Regions from separate parts of the Homo sapiens genome. Here region 1 is linked to region 2. A link is a loop called in an ENCODE intact Hi-C map of the cell type or tissue named here. Cell type or tissue: dorsolateral prefrontal cortex. All regions are shown on one strand. Each heading gives the region's core, and the rest is flanking DNA. Links, peaks and the distances in the headings are about the cores only. Region 1 has its middle 71 kb from the start of LINC01066. Region 2 has its middle 35 kb from the start of HSPH1.

The links. Hi-C counts contacts between places; a loop is a spot of excess contacts. Peaks named below come from ENCODE experiments on the same cell type or tissue, not always from the same donor. Only the 100,000 strongest peaks of a DNase experiment are listed, where the experiment ranks them.
Region 1: a loop joins it to region 2, with 13 times the contacts of the local background. A loop is called at or near these places in 1 of 110 quality-filtered maps.

Annotation. Positions count from the first base shown.
Region 1 is chr13:31,059,755-31,075,453 of GRCh38, forward strand. No RefSeq gene overlaps it. Among named protein-coding and RNA genes, the nearest start is that of LINC01066, 71 kb to the left of the region's middle. In dorsolateral prefrontal cortex, for the core only: no CTCF peak of the experiment used is centred there; a DNase peak (open chromatin) is centred at 7,828.
Region 2 is chr13:31,118,726-31,134,424 of GRCh38, forward strand. No RefSeq gene overlaps it. Among named protein-coding and RNA genes, the nearest start is that of HSPH1, 35 kb to the right of the region's middle. In dorsolateral prefrontal cortex, for the core only: no CTCF peak of the experiment used is centred there; no DNase peak of the experiment used is centred there.

The sequences.
Region 1 (15,699 bases), core at 4,105-12,104, 58 kb before region 2:
GGAAAATCCTTCCAGAAAAATGAGGAGTCTTTTTGCATTGCATAAGCATCTGCTACTTTATCTTTTTTTCTAGGGTTGTCCTCATCTGGTGTAGGTTTTAGGGTTCCCCTTTCCCATTGGGAAAGCGTATGATTTCAAAAAATGCACATAATTTCAATAAAAATCAAAATAAATTTTGAAACGAAAGAAAAATTAACAAAACATAATGTCCAAAAATGTCCAATTTTCAAGAGCTTGAAAATGACTACTAAGCCTTTCCCTCTCACAGGTGACCATTTCTAGCTTTCTCAGCTGTTTTTCATATGACCTTGTTTCAGGACGCCTCACTGTCCTGGCTTTCTCTTGCCGACAGCGGCCCGAGTGCTCAGGACTGGATGCCACACAGCACCTTATAGCCCACCTTGTCCATTGGCATAATACAGCCCATATTCGAGCCATATAGTCCACATCCTTTACTTATAAATTCCTATTTTGAACCTAAATCCAGAGCTTTCATTGATGCTAAATTTCATGTTATTGACTTTTTTGCATTCTTATCCTATTTGGCTAAAATAATTTTCACTGATAATATTGGCATGCAGTAGATTTGCTGTCTCTCTCAGCATTGTGTCATCAGTAAATTTAGCAGTGTTTCTATGTGTTCATCCAAGTCCTGGATTAGACTGTTGAATAGGGCACAGCTGAGAACAGCCCTGTGGCCTGTCACTACGAACATCCCTCCGGGTGGGATTCACTCATATGATTTGCTTCACTTTGAGTAGAGGTGTTTGCTCATTTGCTCAAAGGATATAATACGAGCACATCTTTAAGGAGAAAATAGAAAAGAGAAAGTACTGATAATAACAGTTTCAGGAATTGTTGTCCCTCTGAAGAGTCACAGCAGGACAATTCACAGTATCTGTCAGTTGTGTCTGGGTAAAAAAGAATGAACTGGTTAGAGCTTTGCCCTAAAATGAACAGGCCCTTGTCACGACACACACACACACACACACACACACACACAATTGTTCAGTGCCTCTGCTAAGATCAAGAGTCTCACATGGCAGAGGCCTTTCACAGCCGTGGTTCTGGGTCTTCCAGATGCCCCTGACCTTGTGGCACGTGGGAGTGGGCTCTCAGAGACCACACCCACAGCTCCTCACCGCCTCTCAGGGCGTCCCGGACAGGGGCAAGGACTGGAGGTCCTGGTTGCATTGATGACCTCCTCCATCTTGCTTCCTTAGGGATTCATGCTGGTGCTTGGATAAGTATTAGATTATTTTTTGACAAGCTGAAAGATGAAGTTCAACGTGAGCAATTGGCTGATGACACAAATTCACCAACCCAGCATCATGGAGAACTGTTGTCTGGATCTGACCAAACCAGTATCACAGTAGATGAAATAAACTGATAGAAGAAAGACTTTAGGGAGGCACGATGGCTCAGGTCTGTTGTCCTGGCGCATAAGAAGGCGAGGCCAGGCATTCAAGACCAGCCTGGGCTACATAGGAAGCCTTCATCTATATAATAAAAAAAAAAAAAAAAAAGAAGAAAGACTTTAAATCTCTCCATCTCTCCTGTAGATGCCCTCAAAAGATAACAGCTTGTATCATTAGTCTCCCAGGAAATCTATCTGCTTCATGCTTGCTGGAGGTTAAAAAACAGATTATGGGTCTTGTCTAAATTAAGGAAATATTGGTGGGCAATACAGAAACTATTATCAGAATGAAAAACAAATTACAATGAAGTCCTTATTTTAGAGACTTTGTCCCCATCAATTAATACACTCACAAGTGACTGAATCCACATTTCCATGAAGTAATTCCAAGAAGTTTAAAGATTTTTCCTAGTTTTCTTTCTTGAAATACGAATGCATGTTTCAAATCAGTTACCTTTGATTTCTGATCATCATCACTATGTCCGTAATCTCACTAAGCCTGTAAACTTGGCTGGTTTTTTTCTTCTGCCCCATTTTCTGTCCCAGAAATTAACTGTATCCACAGAAAGGCAACAGAGATGGTGAATGGTATTACGAAGGACAGCTTAGTGGAAGAGGGCCAGAAAAAAATTTTATTTGAGGGAAATTCAATTGGGAGAAGATCAATTGACAAAAAAAATGAGTTGAAGGATTCTCAAAGTATCACAAAGGAAGCAGAAGGCTGAGGAGACATACTTATTATTTGCTCTATGGTTGGAGAACAGACAATTCATAAAGAAACAATATCAGACTTTTCAAACTGCTTCTTGAAAATTGCTTTTCAAAAAGAGATGTTTCATTTAACCAGTGAAATTAGATGCTGTGGGGTATTGTTATGGAAGCCAAGTAAATTTACACAATAAAATAAATCTTAAAAGGACAATTCCACAGGTAAAATGGAGGTTGTCAAGTACTCAGCATTAGTCTCTGAGGCGCCATCCTCTGAAAGCTGAAACAAGGCAAAGCATCTTGAGAGTTCTGAAGTGTGAAGATTGAGACCTACTCAAGCTTCTAACTTTCTGGACTGTGTGAACAGGTGAGGAGAGGATGCAGGGACTTGTGTGGAATGTTCAAGAAACTCAGCAGTAAAGAACTTTATCAGGCAAAGAAAGGCCTGATGGAAAAGCATCTCCAAGACATGAAGAAGCTTGACAGGAAGTTCACCTGGAGAGAAAGTGAGTCCTCACGTAGACTCTCCCTCACTCCTCCATGAGGTGAGAAAGTCCAGCAAGGGTTACGCCAAATCAGGAGTGAGTGCTGAGTAATTGTTGGTTAGAAACCAAGAGTGTCTGACAAGACTACTATGCACAGAAGATTACCAAGAAATAACTTTGTAGTGGATCAAAACGTACAAACGTAACACTTAAAAAGTAGTCAAAAGTGGCTGGGTGCGGCGGCTCACACCTGTAATCCCAGCACTTTGGGAGGCTGAGGTGGGTGGATCACATGAGGTCAGGAGTTTGAGACCAGCCTGGCCAACATGGTGAAACCTCATCTCTACTGAAAATACAAAAATTAGCCAGGTGCAGTGGTGTGCGCCTGTAATCCCAGCTACTCAGAAGGTTGAGGCAGGAGAATCGCTTGAACTCTGGAGGCAGAGGTTGCAGTGAGCCAAGATAGCGCCACTGCACTCCAGCTCAGGGGCAACAGAGCAAGACTCTGTCTCAAAAAAAAAAAAAAAAAAAAAAGAAAGAAAGAAAAAAATATAGTCAAAAGTAATGAGTAATTTAAACAAGACAATGTACTGCCATGATAGCAATTAAAAAGTGCAGAGGAAGAGAACTTTATTATGAAATGCTTAATAAAATGGGAAAACAATTACTAAGGGGAAATGCCAATATGGGGACTGCCTTGAAGAAGACAATGCATTTCCATAATTGCTGCTAAACTGTATAAAAACATCTTGCCTACAGGTTTCCATAAGGCAGAGATCACCATTCCAGGTTATATCTACTGTAACATATTCACTCATCTCAAAGGATCCCTCACAACTCTAAAACAGTCCCACAATTCTATGATTTGTTGAACCATGGGAATGTCCATTGTAGACTATTATGTATAGTTAATCCATCCGTTATGAATGTTTTAAGCTGCAATCCAGACTGCCTGGGTTTGAATCCTCATCCTGCTACTTGCTAACTTTGGCAAGATACTTATCTTTCTGTGTCTCAGTTTCCTCATCCCTAAAAAAGGAATAATGAATAGTGCTTATCTCATAGAGTTATGTTTAAGAGGAAATGGATCAAGAGGCCAGGAGTGGTGGCTCATGCCTGTAATCCCAGCACTTTGGGAGGCTGATGTGGTTGGAGCACACACTTCAGGTCAAAAGTTTGAGATCAGTCTGGCCAACATGGCAAACCCCTGTCTCTACTAAAAATACAAAAATTAGCTTACTGTGGTGGCAGGCACCTGTAATCCCAGCTACCAGGGAGGCTGAGGCAGGAGAATCACTTAAACCTGGGAGGTGGAGGTTGCGGTGAGCCAAGATCCTGCCACTGCACTCCAGCTTGGGCCACAGAGCAAGACTCTGTTTCAAAAATAAACAAGTAAATGGATCAATAACTATAAAGGTATAAAGTTCTTGGAACAGTGCTTGACACATAATAAGAACTTAATAAATGTTTGCTATTATTAAGTAACAGGGAAAAATGACTCATAGAGAATAAAAGGGTTTTCTTTTAACAAACATGTCCGGATATAGGTGGTTGCCCACATGGGTTTAGCTGATTAATGATGTAGTCAAGAGTTTTGAGTCTTCATCCTCTCATTTCACCATCCTTAGCCTCTTGACTTTTTGTCTTTCACACTGTGGCCTCAGGGTCTCAAAATGGCTGCTGTAGCTCCAGACATCTCAATTGTGTTTGGAATCAGGATGAAGAGTGCCAACCAGGGGAGAGGAAAACCAGACAGACAGACACACACACACATACACATACAGAGAGAGGAAAGAGAGGATGTATGTCTCACACTAGTTTCACATTTTATTAGACAAGAAAAAGTTTTCCCAGAGCTCCTCCGCTGATTTCACTTCATTTCACTGGCCAGAACTGGGTCACAATAGGCCCCTGAGATTAGGAGATCTGTGCCTTGATTTTGTTGGGAAGAGGTGGACATCCATGGCGTCTTCCACAGTTCATCATTCCTCATTGCACCAACTGCTTTGTTCCTGCCTTGGCCATGGAAAGGACAGCCTGTCTCAGAGCCCTCATTTGAGTTAATCAATTATTCAAGAACTTTTATGACATGGGACTTCACAGATGCCACCATTTGCCTTCATACATGTTGACTACAAGCAAAGTCCACTTCTTTGTGGGACTGACTTCAAAAGTGCAATATCATATTTTGAAAGGCCGCTCAAGCCCTTACTGGAACACACAGGTTAGTCCTTGGAGCCCTCACCCAGTCAGTTTGTTGAGTCCTCCTCACTGCTGGGGCTCGTGGGACTCTAAAGGAAGCACACTTGCCTTCAGGCTGTACACATCTTATGAGAAAATAAGAGCAGCACACATCAAAAATGGCAGCTACATGCTCGACTTTTCTGGAATCCAGAAAAGAGAGAGCTCAAATGGTCTGGCATATGCAGAGAGGCCCTGAGGATGATTATTGAGGCCTCCGAGAATGAGAAGAATTATATGAGTGAAGGCTATGGGGGCAGGGGGTGATTCCTGACCTAAAAGAGCCTGAGAAAAGGCTCCTAGTTAGAATGAGAAGGATGTGTGATGGTGAGTCATTCTCATCTTTTGAGATTTTTATGTTTTTCCCCTTAGAACTTGGAAGAAGATGCCCAAAATTAAGAACATGCCAAACATTACCATTAACAATGCGGTGCCCTCTCCAAATATAAACTATATCCATTGGAAAGTGCATGGAGACTGGGTTACTCAGGTAAAAAAAAAAAAAAAAGTAAAAGTAAGCTAGAATTTGTGGTAGGATGAGGTGGCTCATGTCTGTAATCCCAGCACTTTGGGAAGGCAAAGAGGAAAGATCTCTTGAGGATAACATGGCAAGACCCCGTCTCTACAAAAAATGTCTTTAAATTAGCCAGGTGCGGTGGTCTACATTTGTAGTCTCAGCTATTTGGGAGGCTAAGGCAGGAGAATCACTTGAGCCCAGGAGTTGGAGGTTATCTGGAGCTATGATCACACTCCTGCACTCCAATCTGAGTGACAGAGTGAAATATTATCTCTGGAAAAAAAAAAAAAAAGAATTTTCCAGCCTGTCCTCTGTCTCTCTCCAGATATATCCCACAAGCAGTCAAATAAATAAGAAATAGTAAGTATTCTTTAATAAGTCACTGCTGGTCTGGAGATAACTTCTCAAACCTAGCTGAAAACAAAAATAAATATTCCGTGAAATACACAGAATAGTATAAAGAATGATACACATCTGTTTTTCTGAAGCTAGTGAAATTAATCAGTTTGAGTTTTGTGCTGTGATTGGCTTGGGAGGGCCTTATCCCAGGTGTCTTTTGAGTCCGAAGGTAGCAGATGGCGTTTCCTTCCTCATGTTGGAGTAAGAGGCAACTCAAATGGCCAGAGTGTCTTAGGACCAGTAATGTGATTACCAATGTGAGATTGACTCCCTGAGACTTCTATTGGCTCTGAGAAGCTATATTTGTATTTCTCAAATGCATAAAGAAGCAAGACAGTGTCCTTTATGTCAAGAGAGCCCAGAAACCACGTGCAGAGTGGACATGGCAGCCGAAGGAACAGGAGGGGAGCAGTGTCCCGAGGATGGCTGTGATGAGAGCAGCCAGTGGGGGAGCACGGTCTCATGCCCACGCCTCTTAACTCTGTCTAAACACATCAGGCTTCGGCCAGGCAGAGAAGGTTCTTAATTATGAAGCCATATGTAAGAAAAGAGTGGTGGGAAATACAATACAATGAAAGGAAAAACGGAAACATCACCAAACATTTGATAAGTGAAAAGGAAAATTAAAGGGAAAGGAAAATTAAAGGGAAAGAAAAATTGGGCCAAGAAAATAGCATTTGTCTAAAAGATGAAAACCAACAAAGTGAATACAAAGAGAAGAAAATTAAGTACCAATCCTGCAATAGAACAGAAATGTGAATTAAGAAAGCTAGGTACAAAAAGAAAACAATAACCTGAAAAAAGAAGAAAGAAAAAAAACAAAACAATAATCTGAATAAACAAGCATACGTAGTAATATGACATGTTTCTCAAGGGTAGCTGGAATGTAGAATGGGGTTCTTTTTTCTTCAACTTTATTGAGGTACAATTTATATCATAAAATTCACTCATTTAAATGTACAGTTTATAAGTGTAATGAGTTGTGCAAGTATTACCATAATCCAATTTTAGAACATTTCCATGACCCTGATAAGATTCCCTCCTGTAGAGATGGGTTCTTGCTATGTTGCCCAGGCTGGTCTCAAACTCCTGGACTCAAGCAATCCTCCTGCCTCAGCCTCCCAAAGTGCTGGGATTACAGGTGTGAACCACTGGCTCCCAGCCACACCCATATTCCTAATAAGGACTTCTGCTGGGAAAGGTGGTCTGAGAGGAGAGGAGCTCCTCAAACCCCACGGAATCTGGTCCCATGCAGCTAAGACTGCCCCTGGCCCTTTCTCAGGGTCCTGCCCAAAAGCCCTGGTTCCCTAATTCCCGCACATTTGTTCCAGAGTCCAGCTCTTGATTTTCAAAGACGGGGGTCGGGGGCAGTTTTATTCCTCCCGGTACGATATTCAGCATAGCCTCCAATTTAAAAATGAGTTCTAGGGAAGGACAAATTGTTTTCTCTGTAAAAGCCCTGCGGCTATGCAGGCAACATTCAGATTTTCTCAGAAAAATCTAAAATAGCCAGTAGAAACTTGAACACGGACTGTCAGAAAGGATACCCAGGCATTGTCTGTTCTAGTGTTCTCCTCAAGCGAGTGTAACGGGAAGAGACCATCACCCACTCCACACTCCACCAGGCTACCTACACGGGTCTGCCCACACAGACGTGTGCTTTTTTGAAACGTTCCTATCTTTTGAGCAAGTGGTTCCTTTCTTCCTCATGAAATGCATTTTGAAAGAATGCTTTAGACGTTTTTACAAACTCTTGTGACCTGTGGGGTGATTTTATTAATTAGCATTTTCTCACTTTTTTATTTCTAGCTGAACTACTAGGATTCTATGAAAGCTGTCATTTCCAGCTCCATCCATGGGCCCAGCGCTCTAGTAATAGGTACTGCTTTTACGCCTATCATGCTTGTGATATGCTCTTTTGGGGTGTTGGGTCCTCGGATGGCTCCCATCTTTGTAGTTTCAGCATTGCGACAGGCATCCCACACTCTGCTAATAACTCCCAGTGCAGCTCAAAAATGTAGCATCCTCCACTGCTTAGTTTGCCTTTAGTTTCATAAGCTTCACACCACGTGGCCGCCAGGGAGGCAGAGTGAGGGAGGGCACTCCTACCACGGGCTTCACACACACTGAGAGCTCCATTACTGTATGTTGACTTGAAATCAAAGCAAAATCCACTGCAAGTCATGTCAGGCTATACCATTTGAGCACCCCTAATGTGCTACATTATGTGAAATATACAGTGATATTGACATGGACGGTTGATATGGGGCATTTGTATGAAATGGAATTTGGAAATTTTTAGAAAATTTTAAGAAAGGCATGCTGGATGTGAGAGCCATAAGTGAAAGCCCAGAACCTGAAGACACGCCGAGTTTCTGGAAGATAGACTTAGAGCAAGTGAATTCCCAGAAAGGCCCAGGGAGAACCCAGCTTCTGACTCACCCTCAATCTTACAGCCCCCAGTGAATCACTAAGTCTGGGCATGGACTTTACCAAGCTGATCTCAGGTCAAAGGAGTGGGGAGGGTGGCAGGGTGAGGCTGTGCTATTCATGTGGGAGTCAGTTTGTCTGGACTAGACTGAGGACACACTCCCTCAGCACCTGGTAGACTTTAAGAGGTCAGACTGATCCAAATTTGAACCAGGAATCGAATGCCTTTACGATGGACCATTCCGTGGATCCCAGGAATCCCTGAAATGGATGCAGACCTCTGGCCAGCCCTGGATCTTCCTAACTGGAATGCTTACTTAAGGGCAGGCACTGTACAAAGTGCCTTACATGTATTACGTTATTTAATCTCCATAACAACCTTATGATTTACAACCCACTTACTATTCACTCCATCTCACAGGTAAGAAAACTAAAGTACAGAATAGTTAAGGCATTTCTTGGGGCCTTTCCCCCCACCACCCCCTACACTGCATTGAGAAAAACCCAGCTCAAACTGACTTGAACAAAAAGGAGAATTTTTTGGACAGCTTATATAACACAGGAAGGGCAGAAAAGCAGCTCCACAGAACAGGGACTCCAATGCTGCTTCATCTCTGTTCCTCCCTCACCTGATTCCCTCTGCACACCGCTCCCCTCAGAGGGCCATGAGCCTTTGCCCTGCTAAACTGCACAGGGACTGGCTGATGCTCTTGGTCCTCAACCACCCCAGGAAGGGTCCTGTTGAACCAGTCTGGCTCAGGGACAATGATGATTCAGCTAACCTAGAAGAGCAGGGGTGGGACGATTCAACTAACCCAGAAGATTAGAGTACAGGAGGGGTGCACTCTCCACAAACAGGGACAGGGAGGGGAGGTTCATTGACGACAGAAAACATGAAGAATGGTACCCTGAGTCACACAACTCAGCTATGGAAGGCTGGGCACATGAACCTCATCTGTCTCCAGAGCCTGTGCATTTAACCCTGGGGCCCACAGCAGGGGCATTACTTGGGCATGTGTTAGAAAGGCAGGGCCTCAGGCCCCACCCCAGAACTGCTAAAGCAGATTCTACCTTTGAGAACACCTGTGGGTGACTTGTGTGTGCATGAGGCATTCTTTAATCACAATAATCTATCATGATGCTTCCTAACAACTTGTCTCTTGAAGACCTTCTTAATTTTTCACACTTACTGTATTAAACTTTATATTCATATTGTGAAGCTTTCGAGAGTATGTTGGAAAGCCCCATCCAGATAGCCAATGTCACTATCATCACATTTAATTTTCAGTTGATACTGATGATGATTCTTTACATGTGTTTGGCTTACTAATTTTAAGTAATTTTCATGTTTGTCAGTGACTCTAAGTCTTGGGTGCCCACTGGAATCATCTGGGGACTTTATAACAGCTCGTTCCCTGGGTTTTATGCTCAGAGATTCTGATCTAATTGGCCTGGGCATTGAGACTTTTAAAAGCCCCTGCAGCGATTCTAATACACAGCCAAGAGCAAAAACCATTATTCAAGGGGGTACAGCCCAGGTATCTGTATTTTTTAGGCACTTCCCAGTGACTTTAGTTCGTAGCCAAGGTCAAGGACCACTCACATGCATTACATGATTTCGTCTTCATGGTATCCCATTGGGTATGAATTGTGCTCATCACCATTTTACAGATGAGGAAACTTAAGCCCAGATAAATTTGCCCACAAGGTCACTTAGCTGAAAGAGAAGGAACTGGGACTCGACTCCAGTTTTTCTGACCCCCAAAGCCAGGATCCCACCTGCCATCCCCTAGACTTGGGCTGTTAAAGCCCTTCAGGTTCCGGGACTTATACTGGGACAGCCTAGTATCAAAGGGAGATTCTGGCCCTGGAGCAGAATAAATCTCTGATCCCAGGAAAAGGAAATGTTATTATTCATCCCTAGGGCATTGAGAAGGTGTAACCTGAGAAAGCTGCCTGAGTTGCTGCCTTTGGTCATCTTTAGGATCTTTGGTTGGGCTCCCTGCCTACCTGAGCAAAAGCAGAAACAGCAGCAGCAGCAGCAACAGAAGACAGGAATCCCTGAAGAGCCCAAACACAGATGGTCCTGCCTGCTGCCCGGCCAGGCCCACCCACTGGGGAGGAGGCAGAAGCAGAGAAGGTCAGCGTTGTGAATTTATAATGGAGAGGATGGTAATGACTTGGGTCACTCTTGCTGGAGATCTTCTCCAGATATTTCATTCACTGGGATTTTCTTCCCTTTTTTCCTAACTGTAACTATCTTTTAGTTACCTTCTCTCCCTCCTCTCCTCCTCCTCCCAGCTCCACTCACCAGCCCCACCCCTGGACTTTAAGGGCCTGGTTTGAACTCACCAAGTGGTGCATTTGTAATGCACAAAATAGTTAACACCATTTTAAGCGACTCAGCAGTCAGCCACCCACACAATGACGCCAGCCATTTCTTTTTTGATGCCTTCCAGCCTAGTGGTGCCTGAGCATTTCTGAGCCTTTGAGAAGGCTGAAATCCTAGTTTTCTCCTTCTTTTTATCTTTTAAAATCTAGTCCCATTTGCCACTGAACATCTGAACATCATGGAGGATATGTAACAACTCATGCCCAAGGTGTCAGCCTTCCGTGGAATATCACCTTGTCGCTTTCCTGCTAGAAGTCTGCTCTGAGCCCCCTCCAGCTCTCTGGTTTATGGCCTAGGAGTGCACATCACATTATCTTTCAAGGAAAGCATCCTTTATAAAGTTCTGATTCACTGACATTTAAGTCACCAAAGTGTTAGAAAGAGATACTCAGTGGTCAAAGAGATTGTTGGGAACACTCATTAGACTTCCTTGGAACTAAGAAATTCGGTTTTCCAGAAAGATAATGGATTGTGTCCTAAGAAATGGAAATTCAGCCTTTGGAGGCTGAAGCAGCTCAAAATCCAGTATTTGTTTGGACACATCAAAAGCAATGACTTCAGAACAAGAAAGTCTTAGTTTTAGCCCCAGCTCAGCCACTAACAGAGCTGTGATGTTAGGCCTCAGTTTCCCCTCTGGCTCAATCAGACAATTGGGTGTGAGCTCTGAGGACCCTTCTAACTCAGATGCAGACTCCTTCTTCTAAAGAAAGTGTTCTGTCCATCTCTTCTTCCTTCTCACATCACAGAAACCTGAGGTCACTACAATTGCTTACAGCTCTAAACTATTATGATTTCATTGAACAAGTCTCTCTTGAGAACTAGACAATCAGACTGTAGAAAGGATTCATGCGGATCGACATCATTCTAGTGACTTTTTGTTGAGTATTTACCATGTGCCAGGCACCATGCTAAGATGAGATACTGAAGCTCAGAAAGCCTTTGGAGTGAAACTCCTGGCAAAAGTTGCCTAGACTCAACCTTCCCAATTCCTCTCCCCACATTCTCTCTAGGAACCCCTCCAACCTACTCTGTGTCCCCACAATGCCACCAAAACCACTCTCATAAGAGTCACCAGTGCCCCTCCTGTTGCTAAATCCACCTACCAATCTTCATCTCATCTGTTGTCAGCATTTGAAGCACCTAATCACCCAGGCTTTCTTCATATACTTCTCTCACTTGAGTTCAAAACCCCAACCTGTCTTGGTTTTCCTTCTCTCCCCTGGTTGCTGCTTCTCTGTCTCCCTTCCTCATCCCTCCACATCTCCCTGACTTGATGTTGGAGCCCCCAGAGTTCAGTCCTCGTTCATCTCTGCTTCCATGTCTGCATCACTCTCTTACTGATATCTCCCAGTATCATTGGTATCTGTCAGCTCCAAATTTGTATCTCTAGCCCAGGTCTCTCCCTGAATCTCAGCCTGGTGTTTCCAGTGATCTTGGCTCACACATGGTTACCTGCACTTGGATAGATAATGGAAGTCAAAATGAATTCCAAACCCGAAACCCAGATCTTCTCCCTCAAACCTGTTCCACCAACTTCCCTGTCTCAGTTGGGGCTAAATCCGTCCTTGCGGTTGCTCAGGCCAAAAACCTAGTGGCCACCTTTGACTTTTCTCTCCTACAACCTGCATTCTACTGTTGGTTCCACAGTCATAATATACCCAGAACCTGCCCTCTTCTCTCCAGCACCGCTGCTACCATCTAGTACCATCATGATCTTCTCTTTTCTGGATTTCAGCAAGCACCTCCTCGCTGGTCTCCCTGCTTCCATCCTGCCCCTTCAGCCTATTCTCTCACAGCAGCCATGGAGATCCTATAAAACTATAGGCCCAAGCCCTCCAGATCCACCAATGGGCCCCATCTCACTCAAACTAAAAGCCAGAGTCTCCCAGGGCCTGTGTGACTCACCCCATTCCTTCCCTTTCTGGCCTCGTCTCTGACCTCTGTTCCTCGCTCACTCACTCCCAGCCACTCCAGTCTCTTTAAATATATTTAGGGCCTTTCCACAGTTTCTCCCCTCTGTGTGGAAGATTCCCCCTGCAAATATCCACAAAGCTTACTCCCTTGCCTTTTTCAAGTCTGCTCAAATGTGACTTCTCAATGAGGCGGACTCTGCTCACTTTATTATCTGTTGGAAATGCCCACCCCCTAGTTCTTGGCATTCCCAATCCTCCTTACTTGTTCTATCCTTGTTTAAATCCATTCATCTAATCACCTTCTCATATACTATATTGTTTACCTGTTGTGTTTGCTGTTTATGGTCTGTCTTCCCTCAAAGACAGGGATTCTTGTCTGTTTTGTACACTGTTGTGTCTCAAGTGCTTAGAATAGTGCATGGCACATAATAGATGCTCAATCAATACTTGTTGAATGAATGTGTTTGTGAAGTTAAAATTCAGAGCTACACCCATCTCTCTCCCAAAGCAGTGGTCGGAAGCAGCACACTCTGGGAAAGCCACAGGTAGGGACAAGCCCATCAGGGGTTTCCTCCTGTGCCTGTCTCATATCTCCCCATTCCCCCGATATGGTTTGGATTTGTACCCCTGCCCAAATCTCATGTCCAGTTGTAATCCCCAGTGTTGGAGGAGGGGCCTGGTGGGAGGTGATTGGATCATAGAGGTGGATTTCCCTTGTGCTGTTTTCAGGATAGTGAGATCTCTCATGAGATCTGCTTGTTTAAAAGTGTGTAGCACCTCCCCCTGCTCTCTATTCTTTCCCTGGCCATGTAAGATGTGCCTACTTCCCCTTCCACCATGATTGTAAGTTTCCTGAGGCCTCCCCAGCCATGTGGAACTGTGAGTCAATTAAACCTCTTTCCTTTATAAATTACCCAGTCTCGGGTAATTCTTTACAGCAATGTGAGAACAAACTAATCCACTCCCTACCCCCAGTGTGTCCCCACGGCTCCCTGTGCCCATATCACTGCCATCGCCAGGAGTATGTGTATGTCCACTATGTACCATGGCATCAGAATCCCACCCCTAATTGGTTACTGGAGGGTCATAACCCTGTCAGGAGCAAGAGGGGTGACTCACCCCATTCCCATGGCTCCCTTTGGAGAGTTCCTGTCCCCACTTCAGGTGACAGCCCTTCCACAGCACCTCCTAGACTTTAAAACTTGGCTTAAGGTCAGCCACCTATTCCCAAATAGGTTTACCTCAGGCGAGGAGGGGAAATGGTGATAGAAGAAACCAACAATTGCATAGAGAGCTCTGCAGTCAGGAAGTGCTTTCAAGTGCTTTTGTTTATTTAATGCCAGAATCTCTGGCTTCATTTTTGTTATTAATGAACATGAAAGGGGATGTGTCTTGGTCAAGTCCATAGATAAACCAGGGCTGGGCCTTGAGTGTCTTCCTACCTGCAAATCTGAACAGGGTTCTGTTTTGTGACAACAGATCCGTGGGTTCCCATCATACTGTGGATGCAAAGAGGTAAGAGACAGGGAAGGGCAGGCAAGAGAGTCTCCAAGATCCACCTCGAATCATGAAAAGTGAAAGTCTGAGCTTTGAGGGAACACACTCATCTCACTGCCAACCCTGTGGGGAGCTCTGGGCCTATGACTGTGGAGGTGGCATCTGGGCTGGCCCTGATGCTATAAGCCACAGTGGACAGTCAGCATCACCCTTCCACCAGGGCCCCAGTTTCTGAAGACTTACCTGCTGGTTACTGTGCTGGGGATCTGACTCGCCTTGAATCTGCTCTAGGTTTCCATGGTGATTACTTAAACTTTTCATCATCCTTCCTTTAGACCTTGGAGGAGAGCTATGCTCTCTGGTTTCCATGACAACCATTTAACCATGTGTCTCTGTCTGGCTGTTTCAGAAAAGAACTGCTAGAAATCATGCAAATGAACTAGCTGCTCTCTCCTTCCTTTAAGAAAATAAAAATAAAGTGACACACCTGCTTAGAAGTTTCAGATCTCTGCTCATAACAAGAAGGGTGACTGTGTCAAACTGCTGTTTGAGGAAGGTTTATTGCATTGCTTTGACACTTTAAGTGCTCACCCGGAGTCTCAGGCTGACTCTGCTGTCTTAAGCAATTACACTCACCACTTATCCTCCCTCCCCACTGCCTGGCAAATGAAGAGCTGCAAGTTAAAGGCTGTTTACCTTCCTACTGTTTGTTGAAGGAGAAAGGGAAGGACAGGGCCAGAGTGACCAGCCAGTCACCCTACCCAACTAGCCATTCACCACTGTGGAAAGATGCCACAGACAGCATAGTTGTTACCTCCGGTCACTGTCAATAGACTGGCCAGGGGTGGTCCAAGACTCAGATTGCAGCCCCAAATTATGTGGAAATCACACACGTGAGTCATTGGGAAATGACTTGACGCTCTCTATCAGAACTCATGGAAGAAAGAGCAGCCCTTCTTGAGGTCAGGTCTTTGGGCCAGTCAGAGAGCTCAGGAGAAGTAGAAAGATGAGATATCCTGCTTCAGTTTGGACAACTGTCCCCTCCAAATCTCATGTTGAAATTTGATCCCCAATGTTGAGGTAAAGCCCAATGGAAGGTGTTTGGGGCATGGAGGAGGAGCCCTCATGAGTGGCTGTGATGCCATCTTCACAGTAAAGAGTGAGTTCTCACTCAATTAGTTCCTGTGAGATGTGATTATACAAGAGAACCTGGCACTGCCTCCTCTCTCTTGCTTCCTCTCTTGCCATGTGATCTCTGCACACACTGATTCCCCTTTGCCTTCTGCCAAGAGTGGAGGCTGCTTGAGGTCCTCACCAGGAGCAGATGCTGATGCCATGCTTCACATACAACCTGCAGAACTAGGAGCTAAATAAGCCCCTTTTATTAATAAATTATACAACCTCAGTTCTTCCTTTGTAGCAACACAAACAGACTAAGAGAGCACCCTTTCCCCTTCCTGGACACATCCTTGAACTACAGTATAGTGACATGCCCCTAAACCCAGGGTCCCAAGAGGCAGCATGAGCTAAGGCAGCCATGGATAAGCACAGTATTTAAAACATGTTTTGTTTTGTTTTTTTTGAGACGGAGTCTCGCTCTGTCACCCAGGCTGGAGTGCAGTGGCATGATCTCGGCTCACTGCAAGTTCCGCCTCCTGGGTTCACGCCATTCTCCTGCCTCAGCCTCCCGAGCAGCTGGG
Region 2 (15,699 bases), core at 3,179-11,178:
TGCAGATTTTTATAATTTCTCCGACACTTTAACAGTGGTTTCACATATCCTCAATTCAGTATCACCCTTCAGCTAGTCTTTTCAAAGTCTTCACCTTAACTTTCACAAAGTTTTTTTTATGAATTTCATGAATTTTCATTTTATTTAAATAAATTTATCAGCACAATGAAATGCATGACGGGCACAAACAGGTTTGAGAACAAACCTTGTTCTAAGCACACAACTCAATCCCTCACCTGCTGGAGCAGAAGTATACCGGCCACTTTCACCACCTTCCAGGCATTAGTGTTCAGAGGGCTGTGGGCATTTGGCAGGGTGTTGACAGAGAGCCAGCTAATCCATCAACTCACCTAAGACAGTGTCTGCTGCAGCGATCCTTTGAGCAATGGATTCCCTAGAAATAAAATCAACACTTTCCCTGGGCAGCTTGGCTGCGGGACCAAGGACAGAGAGAGAGAACCCAGGAGGGAGGAAGGTGATGGCCCTGTGGTCAGCCCACGCATGTTAGTTCTACAAGATACCTCACGTACATTGTCTTAGTGTGGCCCAATTTCTCAAATAGCACACACCTTATTCAATATCAACAACATGTTGATGATCTTCCACCCAGGGATATCTCACCCATTTAGGTAGGAAATCACTAAATTCCATTGTTAGTTCTCACAACGTCCCTGGAGATGTTCTATTTGTTATCTCCACTTTACAGATGAAGAAACTGAGGCTTAGGGAGGACTTGTAATTTGCCAAACTTAAAACACCAATATGTGGCAAGGCAGGAATAGGATCCCACTTCTCTTTCTGCCACCCCACCGTGATAAGGCCTTGGAGAAGGGCTATTATAGGAGCATACAACGGAAGGGGTGTTGCTTACAAATGCTCCGAACACTTTGAAGATATGGACAATCGGCACATTGCTGTGGAATCAAGCATGTCCTTGCAAACTGCAAGCCAAATGATGGTGCTGGTGTTAACGAACAGACTCGCAGAGGCTGGGTCAGCTTACACAGAAAGAAGGAGAGAGATGGCCGGAGTGAGGTGCTTCCCAGGCTGTGCAGGATGAAGTGAGGCATGGAGAGGCGACTGGAAATCATCTCCAGAGAGGTGGGGCCAGGATGACCCAAGGGGATGTGTGTGGAGAAAAGTGGGTGCAGCCACCTCGAGTGCTCAAAGAGAAGGAGGGACGGATTGAGCAGAGATTGTAGGTCAGGCGAGAGGAACCAGAGAACAGGCAGAAAACAGTGCCACAGAGACCAAATATGCTCCAGGAAAGGGTGGTTGATACCTGGTACCCTCGGTAGATCAAGAGCATTCAGATCTGGTCTCAAGGTTTTTGTTGAAAATTCTTCATGAATATTTTCAAGGAAAGGTTGTTCAACATTTCCCTGTGCGATATTTGGCGGCCACCACTCAGTGCCAGGCGCTGTGCAGTGATACAACCACGGATGGAAAGGAGTCTGTGTCCTGAAGGAGCTCACACATCCCTGGCTGTCCCCTGACAGGATCGGAATGCAAAGCATGGTGGGGGTGCTCACTTGGGAGGTCAGCAGGGTGCCTTCCCAGAGGGAGAGAACTTATGCTGAGACCTGAAAGATGAGTAGGATGTGGCCATCTGAAAGGAAGCCTTAAGAGAAGGAAGAGCTGCTACCATGCGGATGAACCTTGAGGACCTTATGCTAATGAAATGAGCCAGTCACAGAAAGACAAATACTGATTCCACTCGCAGGAGGCACCTGGTGTCTTCCAATTCATAGAGACAGAAAGTAGAATGGTGGTTGCCAGGGGCTGGGGAGAAGGAAATGGGGAATTGTTGTTTCATGGGTGTAGAGTTTCAGTTTTGCAAGATGAAAAGCACTCTGGAGATGGATGGTGGTGGTGGTTGCACAACAATGTGAATGTACTTAATGCTGTGGAATTGTGCACTTAACAGTGGTTAAGATGGTAAATTTATGTTATGTGTGTTTCACCACTTTTTTTTTTTTTTTTGAGACAGAGTCTTGCACTATCACCTGGGCTGGAGCACAGTATTGTGATCTTGGCTCACTGCAACTTCCACCTCCTGGGTTCAAGCAATTCTCCTGCCTCAGCCTTCTGAGTAGCTGGAATTATAGGCACCTGCCACCATGCCCAGCTAATTTTTTGTATTTTTAGTAGGGACAGGGTTTCACCATGTTGGCCAGGCTGGTCTGGAACTCTTGACCTTGTGATTTGCCCACCTTGGCCTCCCAAAGTGCTGGGATTACAGGCATGAACCACCACACCCAGCCATTTTTCCACAATCAAAGAGAGACAGAGAAGAGCCTGAGGCAAGGCCACTAGGCAAGAGAGAGGGGATGTTCTGGATCTGGAAATTTCTAGTAGTTCAATGTGGTTGGCACAGAGCTGGGGGTGGCAGCGGCAAGGACAAGATGATGAAGGGAAAGGGTTTGAGGAGTGGAAGCAGATGGCTTTCCGAGGGGTTTAGACACATCCAGGAGGTAGGAAAGAGTGGGCAACATAGGATCAAGTAGAAGGGATTGACGGAAATATGTTTTTGCTGATGGAAAATGTGCAATGACCATGCTCTACCTGGGGTCTTTGCTTTAAGCAGGGGAAGCAGGGGGCCCTCAGGTGCCCAAGGAATCTGCACCCTGTACTTACCTGGTTATTTCCCACCAGGCTGCTGCTGGGGCAGAGCAAGCCCTCCTGGAGAGCACCTGTGCCAGGGGTGGCCCAGCATTCACCAGACCTTCCAGGGCCACGAGGTCGCCTGCGTGTCAGGTCTCAGGGAGAAGCCAGATTTGTCTGTTACTGGCTCAGACTTGTTTAATTTAAATTTTCTTACACAGGAAGAAGAAGGAAGTGAAGCTGCCCAGAAGGAGTCCTGATCATAAAGCAATTTCCTTGTCTGAGTTCTAAAGAGACCCAGCTGCTATTTTCTTTTCTTGGCAAATTTTTCCCTGTGCAATCAAAAGGTCTGACTGAGATTAAGCTTTGCCAGACAGGAGCAAAGAAGAGCAAAACAAGGAATGATTTCAGCCACCGTGGGCTTCTTCCCAAAACAATTAGAGCTTGAATTTAAGTGAACAAATCAGATTTGAGGTTTTTCTTCCTTGGAGGCCGTTTCATTGAGCAAAGAGCACAGGGCTGATGAGCTGAGCCGATGGCTCCCCAAGCAGCTCTGCCACAGATCGAAATGCCACCTACAGCATCTGCCTATAGGTGGGCTGAGGACAGTGGGAGAGAACCATGAGGCTGTTGGTGAAAAACACTGGCAGATTTAAACATTAACTTTGTGCCAGGCAGGCCTTGCTTCAGAGCTTAGATGTATTTGCATTTATTCCTAATAACATCTTTGGGAATAGATACTGTTATCATCTCATTTTACCAACCAGGAAACTGAGGCTCCCAGAAGTTAAGTGACTCACCAATGGTTAACAATGAAATGACCCAGGAGAATCTAGAGCCCGCGCTCTTAACTACCAGACTCCAGAGTTGAAGGAAATCGGCTCTGGGAATAAAATTAGGAGGCCAGTTGCCCTCTTCTTCCCAAGGATGGCCCCAGAGCAGCCACTTTAAAGCTGTAAGTGAGCAACCTCAGAAAGAATAATAGTGTGGCTGCCAGTTCCCAAGCACACAGTGTGCTGATCTCTTCACCAACATTGTGGAATCCTCACCGCAGCCTAGAAAGGGAACATCCAGTTTTACAGATGAGAAAGCTGGTCCTCAGAGAGATGAAGGTTTTGCCCAAAGTCACACAAACAAAAAAATTCACAATCCAAACCTTTGTTTGTTCCCAAACATTGAGCTGTCAACCTCCACCTATAATTCAAAGCCATCACTTTGCAAATGGAGACCGCAAGGGGCAGAGAGCCCCTAACTGCAAAGCTAGGCAATCTCTTGGGCCCTCCTCCAGTCCAACACTTGCCAGTACCCGCTCCCCACTCTCAGGTCCACCCATGACCTGTACCCCTCCTGGAGCAGGGCAAGGGGACCCCTGTCCTGGCCATGCGCCTACCTAACCACACCTCCTTCTCCAGGTCGTGGAACCGGGAAATCCCATGCCCAGACCACCCCAAGTCCATGTTCAGAACCTGCACGGCCTCCTCCCACATCCATCAGTCCCAAGAAGGGCCACACAGTCCCAGGCCCAGAGAAGTGGTTAAGGGGCCAGGGTTTGTTGGGGTGCGGACTTATACTGGACATGTTAGCTGGGGTGGGGGTATTCATGCATATGCACATTAAAGCCTCCACAGTGCAGAAAGAAGCTGGGGTGGAGGGAGAAGGAGGAAAGTAAGAGGCTGAGAGCCAGGGGCTGGCTCTCCCTGCATTGCTGCAATTGCCATGGAACTATGAGGACCCCGAGAATTCGACATCCACACTGGCCATCTGGGGCCTCAGGGAGCTGACAGTGTAGGAAGACAGAACATTCAGCATCTGCTAAATGTTGACCTAAGAGTTTCTCAACTTTCTCCTAGGACCATGGGAAAAACCATCACCAGGGACGTGAAAACCTCATCAGGACGGTCTTTCCATCTCGTGCCCCTGTGTGGTGCTCTCTCATGCAACCTCTCTCTCTGTAGACCAGGTCTCCCCACACTTCAGGAAGCATGGCCACAGCAGCTGCCAGGTTTCACTGGCAGCTTTTGCTCCACAGAGAGACTGATTTTTGACTTCTCTTGGGTTCCAAGTCCCAAATTGAAGCTTGCTGGCATATCTCTGGTCAGTGCTCACTTTGACCCAGCCAACTGAGGGCTGTGGGCTGGTCCCTCAAAAAATGGTTGCCCGATGGAGCCCCAGGGATGAGGAAGCCCAGCCATTACTGGGAGAGGAGGAGGATTCTGGGGCACAGACAATATGTGCGTGTCTCATGCATCTCCTGAGGCTAGACAGTTGGTTGCCATTGCCACGAGACTATCAGACTATGCCTGTCTGCCTTCCTGCCTGACTTCTTTTTTCTCTCTCTCTTTTCCTCTCCCTCCTTTTCTTCCTTCCTTCCCTCCTTTCCTTCCTTCCTTCCTTACTTCCTTCCCTCCTCCCTTCTTTTCTTCCTCCTTCCCTTCTTTCCTCCTTTGCCTTCTCCCTTCCCTCCTACCTTCCTTTCTCCTTCCTGATCTGGATTTGAATTCTGAGTTTTCTCTTTCCCAAGCTCTAGAGGCATAGAGGAGACCAGGTCCCAGCTCTGCCATGCTTGCTGATGGGTCTGGGCATCTTTCTTTCTCCCCTGAGTCTTTATTTCCTCAGCTGTTAGTGGGGGGCATTTCAGCTCCTCCCCCAGTTTTTCCCCCTCTGTTGCTGAGCCTTTGAGCCTCCTAAACAATCAGTCTCAGTAGTCCAGACCCCTTTTTCCAAGCTGCTTTTTATAAACCTTTCAATGGTGGATTTCTCTCGCTGCTCAACGAAGTGTTCCTTTTTCATCCTTGATTTTGGACCGCAGCATTTCGAGTTCAATCTCGGGGTCATGGCCTGTCTACTCAGTACTATTTTAAGTTGAGAGATCTGCGTTGATGCTGTTTCTCTGAGAGCAATGTTCCCTCCATTAACTAATCCCTCGAGGAAATAATGCCATTATATGAAGCCAGCAGTGTTCAAAACAAAACCCACCTCTATAAATCATGCCAAGCAGGGTTCCAGATACCTCCAGGTGCAGCTTCCAATTGGTCTGACCTGGATGGGAGGAAATGGAACCGAGAAGTGACACATCTGACTTCTTCCTGACCCAGCTCCTCTTTCTGCCCCCTTCTCACTCCCTCCTGCCTCTGCAGCCAGCATCCTGCTTTCCCATCTCCCTCGCGTCCATCACAGCAGGGGCAGGGACAAGTGTAACGATTACTCTCGGTTCCCTGCATTAAAGTGGGGGCATGTCAGGCAGGGGAGTGGTTCCCTGAAGAAATGAGTTTGGGAAATGCTGGATTAAAGACAGTTCAATGGGTCTGTTAACCTCAGTACTTTTCTGAGCTCTTAATGTTTTCAAGTGCCTGGTAAATCCCCAGGAAAGGAACAGTTTCCCAAACTTACAAGGAGCCCCTTATTCAAGCTGTGTTTTGTGGGATGAGTGTTCCAAGCAATATCCTTTGAGAAATGCTGTCTGAACTGCAACTCATCTGCATTAAGGCACTCCTCCATTCAGCCTCTTATACATTGTTTTCTATCTAATCGTCAACTTATTTTGCTTTGACATTGCTGAAGAGCTTCCACATCTCATCTTTCAATTCTCCCTCCCAACAATCCTGTGAGACAAATGCTGTTCCTCAGAATTTGCAGATGAGAAACTGGAGCTCAAAGGAGTCTCCTTTTCCCAGTTCTCACCTCCAGGAAGCCCAGAACCTGGCTGAGCAAATGTGATGACTACTGGTGAACATATGAGGAAACTGAGGCACAGAGAGGTAAGCTGTTTCAGTTTGCTAGCAAGCCTGGGACCGATGTTTCTGGCTTCCTGGATCTGTCATCTTTCACTTTCCATAAAGAAAAGCATGAGGCTTGTCAGCCAGCAGGCAGGGAGGATGGGAATGGGATGTCGTCAGAAGAGGGGACCAGATGGGATTCAGCATGCTGATGGCTGGCATTGGAGCAGGGGTCCCAGGAGAGTCTGAATATGCCCTACCATTAACCCCTTCTCCTGGTGAGATCCCAGAGGAAGACATGCAACGAGGAACAATGGAAAATGGAGCCAAGGCACCATTTTATTGTGAGCTGGGACACCTGGTAGTCCCCTAAAGCTGGAGGTTATCTTGGGCTCAGAGCCTGGGCAGGGTCTTTCCCTCCTCTTCACCCAAATCTACAAGAGGCTGAAGACCCTGGTATGAGTGACCCCACCCACTGGTAAATGAAGTCTAGTCAGGATCCTGGTCTCTAATCAGTTGTACTCGAGGAATGGAGCTGCCTTCTCTCCTCCTGTCTAGGACAACTCAAAGTAGCACCACTTGTCCAACTCTCAAGCAAATGTTTGTTTGCTTTTCTAGGATGCTTTGGTAGAAGGTAGGGGACCATCAAGGAGGGACCATGCTCCTCACCCCCTACTAACAGCTGAGGAAATAAAGGGGAGAAAGAAAGATGTCCAGACCCATCAGCAAACATGGCAGAGCTGGGACCTGGTCTCCTCTACCCCTCTGGAGCTTGGGAAAGAGAAAACTCAGAATTCAAATCCAGGCAGGAGGGAGTGGGAAGGGGGCAGAAAGAGGAGCTGGGTCAGGAAAAAGTCAGATGTATCACTACTTGGCTCCAGTGCTCAGAGGAGCCTGGCTACAGCTCCTAGAAGCTTGGTCAGGTCCTTCTGTTATCAGCACAGGGGATAGGATCATTCTTCTCAACCCTGGAGGCCAGTCTGTCTCATCTTAACCGTGACTACTCCCCCTCGCTCAGACTCTCTTCCACCTCCTGTTCCTCATCCCACCCCCTCCTTTCAGGAGCTAAGGTTAAGTCTGGGCCTGCCTTCCCCTTGCCATCAGTCCCAAGATCCCAAAGACTCTATTTTGTGGCTTAGATGCTAGTCTGAAATAACTTGGCTGGTATGACATATTGTACCTTCCCCTGCCTCTCATCTTGAAGCACACCCTCCTGTCTCCCTTTTCATTTCTGCCCTTGGTGGAGATTCTCATGCAAAGGTGTCATTTTTGTGCACCTTTATTATCAACAGAGGTATGATTGAAGGCTTACAAATTTAATCGCTGGTTGGATGTTCCTGGACAATGACAAAGCAAGCACATCTTGTCCAGGAGATTCCTCTCTGGTGAAACATGGGAAAACTTTGCAAGAAAGATTTAGGCAATGTTTTTTCTCATCCATTTGGGAATTCCATAGCGTGCTGAGTAACGGCCACCCAAAGATCCAAGTTCTAGTCCCTGGAACCCATGAATATGACCTCATTTGGAAAGGGGTTTTGCAGCTGTGATTTAGGATTTGGGATGGGGAGATTACCCTGGATTTCCTGGGCGAGCCCTAAATGTCATAAGTGTCCTTACAAGAGAGAGGCAAAAGGACGTAAAAGAAATACATGTGGAAAAGTAATGGAAAGAAGAAATAAAGGGATGTGGCCACAAGCCATGCAATGCAGGGCAGCACCAGAAGCTAGAAGAGGCAAGGACGGATTCTCCTCTAGACCCCTCGAAGGAGCACGGTCCTGCTGACACCTTGGCTTCAGACTTCTGGCCTCCAGAATTGAGAGAGAATAAATGTGGGTTGTTTCAAGCCACTCAGTCTGTGGTCATTAGTTATGGCAGCCCTAGAAAGATGACACTAAGACTTCTGGAATGGAGCACAGTTTTCTTTGGAATATGGAATCTGGCCAGTGCTTATCCATCAATTATTTCATTTGCTCATTTAGTTCACATTTCACTTATGTTTCAGGCTCTGTGCTAAGCTCTGGGGACACAAATAGGACTAAGAACCTATTCTTGTCTCCAGGAACACACAGTCTAGCAGCAGAGAGAGTTACAAACACATTATAAAGTAATGATTTAAATACAATAGGAGAGACACAAAGAGATCTCCATAGAGGGGTTGGGGACCAACTGGAACATTGTCAGGAGGTCTGGCCAGGGATTCCTAGGGAGGGAGAGGCCTGAGCAGCAGGAAGATGGACAGGTGAAGGCTGGTGGAGGGTGGGGTTGAGGGGTATGTGTGGTGCAGTGTGCCTGTGTGTGTGTGTGTGTGTGTGTGCATGCATATGCATGGGGTATGTGTGATGCAGTGTGTATGTGTTAGAGAGAGAGCATATGCACATGTATGTACACCTGAGGGTGGGAGGTTGGGTGGGTTTGAGCAGGGCTGCCATGGCCAGGGATATAGGATTTGGGGGTACATGGTGTCCCTTGGGAGTAACCCCTTCCTCCTTGAAGCCATGGTCCTGCCCCAACATCTCTACCACCTCTGAGGAAGGGCTAATCACCATTTTTAGGGACACTTTTCAACCAGTGCAGGACCTCCCCAACAACCACAGAGGATAGTTTCAGACTGAGGACTGCTCTTCCTTGGTTGCCAAAACTAGCTGTGATGCCCCCACCTCTCTTCCTAAAAGCAAGAGATTTATGAGCTTATGTAGGAAAGATGCACTATGTTAGAAATCTGAGCTCTGCACATGTCACTCCTGGGTAGGTCTCAATGACCTTAGAGCCCCTGGCCTGCAGACCTGCTTTCATGGGCCAGGGGGAGCCCCCAGACCAGTGTGTGCCCTCCAGTCCCCACCGCCATGAAACAAAGAGTCTGCCATGGATGGCAGTCTACATTGGGCCAACGTAGACTCCTATTTCCAAGCCTATTATCTCAAAAAGTCTTTGTGTCAGGCAATTTTTTAACTTCTGTGAGGAATGGTTTTATAGTTCATTATTGGCTAAAACTCTGAGGAGCATGGGAAGGGGGAGAGACTGAGTGAGTGGCTGCAGTTGATATCTCCAAGAGGTTCCTGATATGGTTTGGCTGTGTCTCCACCCAAATCTCATCTTGAATTGTAGCTCCCATAATTCCCGCATGTCATGGGAGGGAGCCAGTGGGAGATAATTGAATCATGGGGTCAGATCTTTCCCATGCTGTTCTCATGATAGTGAATACGTCTCATGAAATCTGATGGTTTTATAAATGGGAGTTCCCCTGCACAAGCTCTCTCTTGTCTTCCACCCTGTAAGACATGCCTCTGCTCCTCCTTTGCCTTCCACCATAATTGTGAGGGCTCCCCAGCCATGTGGAACTGTGAGTCCATTACACCTCTTTTTATTTATAAATTACCCAGTCTCGGGTATGTCTTTATTGGCAGCATAAGAACAGACTAATCCAGGTCCCAAGTAGGAAATGGGCAGAGGGGAATGGGCTAGCACTGGGTGAGGCCAGATGGACAGAAGGGAGAATCCAGGACACCCTGTGGGTTCTTTCCATTTCGATGGTGGCTGAAACAGGTGCCTCTGACTTCCAGACCCTGTTGATTCAGTGGGACCAAAGACAAGCATATGAAGACCATGATAAGTTGAACAAGGAGAGAACCATCTTCCTCTGACACCACAGCATTCATCACCCAAACTCCACCCCAGACTCTTGTGGAATGCATTTATTGTTCCAGTTTCCCACTCAATTTTCTAATTTTACACATGGGAGAGCATTCTCCAAATGCAATGTCCTTTGCTTCCTCACACTCATTCAGCTGCAACTGCTCTCAGAAAACGCCAGTTAACTCTGTGCTTCAGTCTAGTGCACATTCTGGTCTTCATCTCCTTTGGCCACTTTGTAGCACTCGTCCCTCTCCATCCCTTCCTCCTTTTTCTCCCTTGGCTTCTGTGACCTCTACCACCTGTTTCCTTCCAGCTCTCCCACCACTGTTTCCTCAGATGCCTTTCTTCTGCCCTGATTCTTAACATAGGCCTCCTGAGGGTTTCTGTTTTGAACCTCAATTCTTTGACAAATCCTGACTGAGCATCTACTAAATGCAAACCCTGTGCTAGGCACTTGGGCTATTAAAAAATGAATAGAACTGAGCCTCTTCCCTCTCACATGTGTAGATGAGGCTAAAAGCTCAGTAGAGGAGGGTGCGTATGACTCAGGTGCATGGGGGGCACACACAGGACAAAAATCCTTCACTTGGACTGCGTGCACAGCTGGCTTGTGTGTCTGCACCGAGAGCCCGGCTGTCCACTACGACTGCAGTCTGTATTTCAGCTCTGCTTTCTACCGAGTTCCACACCCGGGAGACTCTGCTCACTGGCTGGCTGTTGGCTCTGCACACACCTCAAATTCAACATGTGTCACGGTAAACCTGGCTCTCCCTCACCTTCTTCTCTGGCTCTCTCTCTGCGTGTTCTCCTTCAAGGAAGGGCACCGTTTTTCACCTTGAAAAGAGAGACTAAAGTCAGAGAGACCTGGGAGTCAGCCTGGACTCCCCACTCCCTCTCCCCGATTCAGAGCCACACAATAGCAGGGCAGGAGGCGCCATGCACAACACAGATGAGGACATCAGCGCCTGGGGGTTGGAGGATGAGCTTTCTGGGCAAACTGTGAGGGCCAAAGAGCCCTGCTCAGAGCAACGGCTTGGTGAATTGCTCAGGTTACTAGGCATGATTCCCAGTGGTGGGAAAGGAGTAACGAGTCCCTGCTTCCCTCCTTGGGAGCTGGGAGGTTCTCAGCATCTTGGGCCACCCTCACTTTGTGCAACCTCAGGGTCTGCTGCTTACACATGAGGTCCTAATGCCTATGGACTCAGCACTGAAGAAACATTTCCTGGCCAGTCTCCTCTGTGCCATGTTGGGAGAATGCACATGCCCTGGGATGCAGGGGAGAACGGGAAAAACTAGGTTACGTGCCGGGCAGATGTGCAGCTGGGTCTGCCCAGCATCCTCCATTCTCCTGGAAGCAGCATCCCACTTGCTTTGATAAATATTCTTCCCTCTACCTACTCATGGTTAGAATGGCAGCAGTCATGTTCTTGCAGAGCTCACTCTGGGCACAGTTTCGTCCCTGGGAGGGATGGAAATTTCCCCCTGGGACTTCTTGCCCCTGGGAGGTGTGTTAGTGGTGTCTGCTGGGGACTGCTGTTGCAGCTATGCTTCCCAACCTCCCCTAGAAGCAAGTTATCAGCAAGGATAGTGGAGAGGATTCCCAGTGTTCCAAAAGCCCGGCTGCCCTGAGTTATGCACAGACTGGTTAGTCAATGCTTGCTTTCACTACCTGCCATCCTTCTGCTTATAAATCCCCTTTGAACCAAAGTACTTTTAGGTGGGTTTGTGACATTTTACAACTGAATGGCCTAACTGGTACAGTGAAGGTGATGCCCCTTCTCCGAGGCCCAGGGCTAACACCTGTAGGGAGGAATTCCAGATGGGCAGGCAGGCACTCATGAGGAGTGTGACCAGAACACACCAGCTGTGTGTGGAAAATACATCAACCCACCTGTGTGCAGAACACACAGTATATGTGCCATAAACACATGAAAGCCATAGCAACTGTAGAGTCAATATCTGCTATTCTAGATTTTATTCTTGTGGCTGTGAAGCAGTGGGAACTGTTTATTCCTGGACTTGTATCACCCAATCATGGAGGAACAGTTATGACTCTGATCACTAGAACACTCCAGTAGTTTGTTAAGGTTAGGTCAACAAATACATTCAATATAATTTATGGCAACCTTTTGGTTGATGGGCCACATTTAATAATGCTTTTTGACATAAGTGGATACAAGTAATGCCTAAAAACAACTATCAAAGAAGCATTGTCTAATTCCTCTAACAAAGTAATCCTTTGGATAACATGCTTATGTATAGTAGCTATAAAATCTCCAAAATTCTCAAACAAAATTTACATCATTTTAAAAGTGTTGAGCTGATCATCGTTACCAAATAAAGTATATAATCTTTGTATCCTGGATCCAAAAATACAGTTGTAAAGGACATTTTTGATGGACAACTGGACCTGGAAATACTATTGTGTCAATGAGATTTCTTGGGTTTGATGATGGCCTGTGGTTCAGGAGAAGGTCCCTGTCTCAAGAAGGCACATGGTGAGAAGTGTCACAGTAACTGGTCACATGTTCACTGTGCTATTCTTTCAACTTTTCTAAATCATGGGAGCATTTTTTTTAAATGCTAGTCTGGTATTTGTCATTGTTAGAAGGGAAAGGGGTATTATTAAAAGACTTGAGAGATTTTATTAGGAAACCAAACAGCTTACACACCCTGGCAATAGTTTACATCTCTGGGACTGGGAAAATATTGTCCTCTGCTTATGGACTGTAAAGTCACAATTCTCCAGAGACACTTTTGGCACCCTTCGGCTTTTGAACGCCCCCAAACACTCAGACATGGGCAGTCAAGAGGAGCCACAGGCACCTCAGCAATCATAAAGACTCTTGGGTTCCTGCTAAACGCACAGCAGCCTCCTGGTTCACCAAGCAGGAAGAAAGCCATGCTCTGACTCCCTGGCAATGTCTACTTAAAAAGCCACACTTTCACAGAAACCACGAAGGGGGTAAATAAAACATCAGTGTGTTTGTGTGCAACGGTGGCAATGAGAAGTAAAAAGTGAACGCTGATATCGGAGAAGAAAGCTAACACTGAAGAGGTAGACGAGGGAGCACCTCCCCAGCCAACATAACTTGTAGAACTTCCTGGGTGTCCACCCTGTGCCAAGATCACTCAACACATCATGTGCACAAATTCCTTTAATCTTCAACAACCACCTTGTGGAGGCAGAAACTGAGTTTACAGAGGAAACCAGCTGGAGAGGTTAATGCCAAGGCCATATGGATTGTGAAAAGTGCAACCAGAATGTAAACCCAAGTGTTTGACTTAAAAGCCAAACAACCACTTACACTTTCCAGTACTCCTTCCCTGCTCAGCTGGGCCAGTACTGAGTGCAAGAAGGGGTTGTTTCCCAATTCTCCATGCTTTTCTGTATTTTATTAATAATAAGAGCCAGAAGCAAAAAGGAACACATTGATAGGAAACCCCTGGGATTGTGTATGTGTCCACGCGGGGGACGATGTACGTGTCTGTGCAGAGGATGTTGGGGGGTGAGGGGTGGTGGTGATGCAGGGAAGCAGCCCCTGAAAGCACCAGTCCAACAGTGAACTACAGCAAGATACTCAGCTGCCTTCATTCACTCGGCTACAGAGAGGCTTATTCTCAGTGGGACTCAAAGCTTCAGTGATTAATGCAGAAGTCAGTTAAACATGTACAAAACCTATAGAAAGGTGCAGAAAGCCATTTTGCATCAATCCCAAAATTCCTCCTGTGAGAAGCGGGAGAGGTATAGGGAAGTTGGGTATATGTAAGTGATACTTGAACATCTATAGCCAATGTGAAAAGGATAATTACAGAAAAAATGTAAATGGATGAGTCTATCATCCGTTTATCTACAGAATAGATCATCAGTGCTTTGAAAAGGAAACTTCAAATTCTTAGCACTGAGACATCAGTTATCAAACAGGACACCCCACATACAGTCAACAGCCCTGTGGTTGTCATTGGACTCACCTGGGAAGCTTTTAAAATCCTGATGCCCAGGTCCCATCCCAGACCAATTACATCAATCTCTGAGAGTATGTGTCAGTATTTTGTACAATTAGCCCCTGAGAAATTCTAATATGCAACCAGGGTTAAAAGTCAGTTTCTAGTCCAATGCTCAATGAAAAGGTATGCTTTGTTGTTTGTTTCTTTTTTTAATGAACAATTGCAATTGTCTAAGCCAGTATCTCTCAAACATTTTGGGACACGATCTTCAGTAAGCCTGGACCTAATTTATGCCAAACAGATAAAAGCATCAAGAAACAATCCTTGGCTGGGCGTGGTGGCTTATGCCTGTAATCCCAGCACTTTGGGAGTCCAAGGCGGGCGGATCACTTGAGGTCAGGAGTTTGAGACCAGCCTGGCCTCATACGTCTTTTAGTAGACACATGGTGAAACTCTGTCTCTACTAAAAATACATAAATTAGCCAGACGTGCTGGTGCATGCCTGTGATCCCAGCTACTCAGGAGGCTGGGGCAGAATCGCTTGAACCTGGGAGGCGGAGACTGCAGTGAGACGAGATCGTGCTATTGCACTCCAGCCCAGGCGACAAGAGCAAGACTCCGTCTCAAAAAAACAGAAAACAAAAACACCAATCCTCACCTTAACTCCTTATGATGCATTGATATTTTGTTTCATTAAATTTTTTCTTTTTTTAAAAAAAAATACTGGTCTCGATCGGCTTTACAAAACACTGGACTAAGAATCTGCATTTTGTAAAGAAAAGCTTCAGTGTTTCATATAAACATGGGTTTAGAAAACCGGATACAGCCTGGTGAAAAAACAGCAAATCTTAACATGGTTGGATTTTATGGCTAATTTCAGGGAAGAGATTTTGAGTCCTCCCACGGAGTTTTCAATGACGATACAAGTGCATTTTCACAGTGCTAGTCAACTTTCATCCCTGGCTATGTGCATGCCGACTTTGATCGCTCCGCCACCGGAGAGAACATGGGCCTTACAGTTAGATCTAAGTTCTAATTAACATATATTTTAGCTTGGTCAGAGCGTCACCCCATTTTCCCACCTGTAAAATGGGGGAAACAATGCAACAATGCCTTTCTGAGAAGATCGTTGTGAAGCCTGAGTGAAGACACCTGGCACAGTGCCGGATTGCTTAAAGATACTCAGAAAGGGCCATTTTACTTCCTTCTCTTTGAGTGTTATTTTGAAGTTCAAAGTCACTTTCCCTGTAACTGAAGGACAAGGGACATTGTTGGTTGTCACAACTGGGGTAGAGAGGTGCTACTGACATTTGATGGGTAGAAGCTAGGGATGCTGTTAAACATCCTACAAGGCACAGGACAGCCCCCACAATTGATTAGCCGGCCCCAAATGTTAATATGCCAAAGTTGAGAAACCCAGCACTAGAGGAATCCACCATGGCAGAGACTGGCCCTGTCAAGGTTATATAGATTTGGATGAGGAAATGGGGATTCACAGAAATTGGGTTAATTACCTAAAAACCATAGCACTTAAGGGGCCAGCATGAACTCTTGAACATGAAACAAAATCTTTTCCAACCCCAAAAGATCTTTCCACTATACCATACTGCCTGCCACCTGCCCTGAAGCAGTATAAGAACTGTCAACAGGCCCATGCTATGCAGTTCTAAGAAAACTAAACCACAAGTGACTGAAAAGCTGTTATCCTAGAGCTTTCAAGTATGCTCCCGTTCTTATTTCCAAATCACATGCTAATATGAACTAAAAGACAACTAGTTTCGACTAGTTGTCTTTTAGG